Regions from separate parts of the Homo sapiens genome. Here region 2 is linked to region 1. Evidence: read pairs that join two places in POLR2A ChIA-PET (ENCODE). Cell type or tissue: A673. All regions are shown on one strand.

What was found. Peaks named below come from ENCODE experiments on the same cell type or tissue, not always from the same donor. Only the 100,000 strongest peaks of a DNase experiment are listed, where the experiment ranks them.
Region 2: POLR2A ChIA-PET joins it to region 1 with 14 read pairs; 1 of 35 experiments calls an interaction of 5 or more read pairs at or near these places.

Annotation. Positions count from the first base shown.
Region 1 is chr11:45,895,303-45,897,802 of GRCh38, forward strand. The region is part of intron 1 of MAPK8IP1 (mitogen-activated protein kinase 8 interacting protein 1); the gene reads left to right. Among named protein-coding and RNA genes, the nearest start is that of FREY1, 11 kb to the right of the region's middle. RefSeq lists enhancers at 220-1,091, 1,092-1,961. In A673, no CTCF peak of the experiment used is centred here; a DNase peak (open chromatin) is centred at 1,263.
Region 2 is chr11:45,753,463-45,755,962 of GRCh38, forward strand. No RefSeq gene overlaps it. Among named protein-coding and RNA genes, the nearest start is that of LINC02690, 3.1 kb to the left of the region's middle. RefSeq lists an enhancer at 2,374-2,500. In A673, no CTCF peak of the experiment used is centred here; DNase peaks (open chromatin) are centred at 1,109 and 1,529; H3K27ac peaks cover 1,913 bases.

The DNA.
Region 1 (2,500 bases):
AGCCATGTGTGAGGAGACACAGATGTGTGCAGGGGGGCTGGGCACCATGGCTCACGCCTGCAATCCCAGCACTTTGAGAAGCCGAGGCGAGCAGATCACCTGAGGTCAGGAGTTCAAGACTAGCCTGGCCAACATGGTGAAACCCTGTCTCTACTAAAAATACAAAAATTAACCAGGTATGGTGATGCACACCTGCAATCCCAGCTACTCAAGAGGCTGAGGCAGGAGAATCACTTGAACCCAGGTGGCAGAGGCTGCGGTGAGCCAAGATCATGTCATTGCTCTCCAGCCTGGGTGACAGAGCGAAAGGCCGTCTCAAAAAAAAAAAAAAATATATATATATATATATATATATATATGTGCAGAGGTCACTGGCAGAGCAGGGGCATTTCAGGGCACCTCTGGGTCAGCGGTCCTGCAGCTCTCCCATGCCATCTGAGTACCAGGGGCTCCCTTTTGCACCACTGGCCTTCTCGGTGACCATCTGGGCAACCAGTGTGAATTGAACACTTACTTGGTGCTGGCCACTGGGTTTTTGTCCCTGAGCCTGAGATGCCACCCTGCCCTGGCCGGACGGAGGAGGGCTGCTCTGGCTTCTGGGCCAGGCCCTCCTCCCCACTTCCACCCCAGCTGGCCAGCCACACCCTCCCCATGGCCTGGGGAACCACCACCCTTGGGCTGCAGGTCAGACGTGACCCTACAGGGCACCTTGTCCATCCAGCCCCCATTCCCCACCCCTCTGTGCAGTGCCCTCCAGGGGCCTCCAGGTTCTGTTTATGTCATTCCAAAGGGAGAGGAAGCTCATTACCACACAGCAGCCCTTCCAGCTCTGCTCTAAGGGCCCAAACACTGGCCTGCCCTTAGCTGTGGCTCTGGTGCCTCCTGCTTCCATAGGCCCTGCCTTCCTGGGTCCTGAAGGCTCAAGCTCTGGCTGCAGAAGGAGGCAGCCCAGATCAAACCCAGTTTGGATGCAGCCTGGGCCCACAGAAGCCTCTCTGATGAGGTCGGGGGGCTGAGCCTATGGCAGTGCAAACCGAGTGTTCATTCTTAGGGTGTTTGGGAAGCCCCCCTTCATCTCCCACCTGGCACCCTGACTGGGGAACTGGCCCTTTAAAGCCAACCAAGGGCTGGCTTTTGGGGGGAAACATCCTAGATTTCTGCCATCTACTTACAAGCCTGGGCCAGGGAGGGGGGGCCACTCAGCCCCCGACAGGGGCATTGGAAGGGCAGGTGGAGCCAGTGGCATTGATTGCAGTAACCTGATCCCGTGAGGGAGGCGGCCACAGCGGCAGCAGCGCAAGGGCCAGGCCAGCCGGGAGGAAGGTGCCTGCAGCTGAGGGCTGCGCTGGGAAGAGCTGGGGCTGGGACCCGGGTCGGCAGCTGCAGCCTCCTCTCCTGGCCTGTCTATTTTTAATGAGCTCCCCAGGCTTCTGCAGCAGGCAGGACGCAGAAAGACAGGCCCAAGCGGTGGAGGCCAGAGGCCCCCAGCCCTGCCTTGAGCCCTGGCCCCCCCACCCTTCCGGGCATGAGAGGGCAGCCCTGGGGCCCCGCAGCCCCCCGGCCGGGCAGGGCTCTCCATGCAGCTGGTGCTGAAGATGGATTCGAGCCCAGACAATGACAGCTGGTTGGAGGATCAATGGGAGCGCTGGTAGGGGCTACCGGGGCTGGCGGGGGTGGAGACCGAGTTGGGGTGAGCTCCATCGAGCTCAGGGTCTCTGATCTGAATGAGGCGAGTGGCAGGGAGTCTGGGCCTCCTAGGTTCCCCTGGGGGCTAAGCCACCATCTCTCCTGGGTGACCTTGAACTAGTGGGTTTCCCTTGCTCTGTGCCTCAATTTCTTGGACTTATTTGGGAAAAGGCTCATACATTCTCCCCAACTTCCTAAATGTTCTACCCCCCCACCACCCCCCCAGCAAGCCAGGCAGAGTGCCCAGGACCTAGAGGTGAGCAAGAGACAGGCTGCCTTGCAGTGGCTGGCCCAGCCCTGCATTCTGAGGTGGGGACTCAGGGCTGGCCTAGGGAGAGGGGGGTTCTAGTGGAGCTGGTTAGTATTCTGGTGCCCTGGTGCTCTGAGCTGTCTCCCAAGGTTGTAACACCTCTGGTCCCACCTGGGGCTTCTCCTGACCCCATCTGTGCAGCCTCCTGTTCAGGGTCCTTACACTGGATAAGGAGAAGATGTTGTGGTTGAAGAGATGAGACCACCAAGTGCACAGCATGAGGCTGGAGTCCTTTCTGGAATAGGCTGAAACTACCCACACTGACACCAGATTTTCCTTCGCTTGTTCCCTGGGCTCAAGGGGCATGAGTCTTCCTGAGCTGGGGCGTGGGGCACTCCTCTGAGGCTGCTGCCGGCGCCTCGGGTCTTGCTACTGCAGGGATTGCACTGGGAGCTCCCCTACTCCAGGCTGCTCTTCTCAAGTCCACATTCTCCATGGTGAACTGGCCTTGGCACCTGCCTTGACCCTGGGAGGAGGCTCTGACCAGTTGGGCCTTCTAAGCAC
Region 2 (2,500 bases), 140 kb before region 1:
TGGGAAGAAGTTAGGTCTTGCAGGTTGCAGAAAATGTCATCATCAGGAGAAGGAGGAAAGGCATTTTAGCTGAAGAAATGGCAAAAGCAAAGGCTAGGAAGAGTAAAACTTCCAGTACTCTAGAAAATCCCAAGTGGTCTCTGTGGCAGAGGTGAAGAGATGTGACACAGACCTTACACAGGAGCAGCAGGAAGCCATCCCAAGTTTGAAAGTAGGGAAAGGACATGAGGAGAGCAGAACCTACAAAGATTTCTCCAGGCAGACGTGAAGGAGAAGTACTAGAGTCCAGGAGACACCTTAGGAAGCTACTGTAATCACACAGGAGTGACACGAGGAGGACCCCACAGGAGGGTGGACGGAGGGGAGAGGGAATTACAAGAAGTATTTCATATGTAAATGGCAGGAGTTTATGATGTTTCTCAATCCATAGACTTACTTTCTAGAGCTAGATGAGGTTCCTCAGCTTACAGATGGGGAAACCGAGGCACAGCTAGGGGAAGTGAGGGTTTCCAGGACAATAGGTTTATGACTTGAAGTTTTCTCTGGGCCTCCTGGGAGAGGAGGCTCAATCCTTCCAAGATCTGACCTTTTTTAACTCTTAATTCAGACAATTCCCAACTGAGGGGGATGGGCAAAGGTGAGGCTGTGGCCCAAGAAACCCCTGCAGGAAGAAAAGAGGGAGGAAGAGGACGACCCCCTTTGGTATCTGGATGCTGAGAGTCCCACTCTGAGATCCCAGCCTCCTTAAAGAGAGCACTCTTGGTCCCAGACTCGAGCATGGCTGTCCTGCAGGGAGCTTGGGGCAGTGCTCAGGCCCTGGGAGGGGTGTCTGGTGGTGGGCAAGGTGCCACCACGAGCTGGTCCAGGAAGTGCCTCTGTCACGTGCGTGCCTCCCCAGTGTCCTGTCCCACACCTGGCACCATGGCAGCACTGGGACAAGCACAGCGCTGGACTCAGGAGTCAAGAGCCCTGGAATCTACTGCCTTTCTGTCCTGCCACTCAGCAAGCTGGCCTTGAGCTTGCCACTAGCACTCCCATGTGATAAGGCCCATGAAGGCATGAACTCACACTGAGGAATGCTATGCTAAACACGGCCCTCTTCCTGGAGAGGAAAATGGAAAAGCCCCAGGCGGGGGAGTATTATCACAAAACTGTCAGCATGTCTACATTTATCAGATTAGTTAAAAGAAGAGACAGGGCTGATCGTAATCATTCCCGAAATATGTGCAACTATTCAGCTTGCAACTACTCCCACACACAGGCCTCTCATTTGACTTTCAAAAATTAAAACAAAAACACTCAGGACAGGTGCTGCTATTCCATTTTACAGGAAGCAGGTTCTGAGAGATTCAGACTCAATCCATATGTATTAAGTGTCCATCTCACGCCAGCGCCTGGACAGAGGTACCAGCAGCTGCTAGAATACAGTTAGATCCGTTCGCACTGGTCCAAAAAGATACTCCATGAGAACAGGGTTACATGTCAAACAAGCTTAGGAAATACTCCAGACTTTATCCCTCCCGCTTCTGATGAATCGCTGTGCCTATTAAATTACTCAAGGCCCTGCCTGGGAAGTCCTGCTTAGCTCTGTTCAACATCTCTCCCAAGTACATGGCCATGGAACCGCCTTTTACACACAACTTCTTAACAGCCTGCAGAACTTGGGTTTTGTGGAACACATTCTTGCAAATGCTGACCTGAGCAGTAGAAACAGAGCACTGAAGATGGGATTTCAGACAATCAGATGAAGAATACATCCTGGGGCAGCATCTTGCCTCTGTCTATCAACTCACAGCAGAAGCATCTGCCTTTTCCTGGGCTTCGGAATACAGCGAGCTGATGGGGCCAAGTTCTGTGGGACTGTTAGTTGTAGTCTCAGCTGGCAAGTCAAGGACCAAGCCTCGGCTGCATCAGAGCTTGTCTGTGGCTCTGGACCCGTCGTTTTCAGGTGGGCGCAGGGTCAGGCATCTGGAACAGCCAAGACACAGATGTTCCAGCCACTCTTGGATCCCCGCCTGGGCTCCTGCCTTCCCTAATTCCAATATTTGGCTGCCGCTCTCGCCTAATTCATATTCCAATGTCAACACTGCATAATCTCCCCCAAACACTGACAGCCTTGGAGTGGGAAAGGGGAAGGGACAGCTGATGAGCAGGGGCGGTAGAGACCCAGGCAGAGGCAGAGGCAGAGGCAGAGGCAGAGGCGGAGGGAGCGTGGGGGGAGGAGATGGGCAGAAGACAGGAAGTTCCCCAAAGCCCTTAGCAGGCAGCACTCCCCCAGACTCTCAGCTGAGAGAAGAGGACCTCCAAGGAGTCCCAGAGGCACCCAGCCGCCACCCCGGGCAGTCAGTGCCACAAGACAGAGAAGGGAAACAGAGCCCCCACAGTGGTCAGGCTGGGCTGCCTGGGAGGGGAGTCTTGTATGCTATGCAGGAAAGAGAGCAAGACCGCCAGTCAGGACCCTTGGTCAAGCTCCAGCTCTGCCCCTAACTAGCTGTGTGAC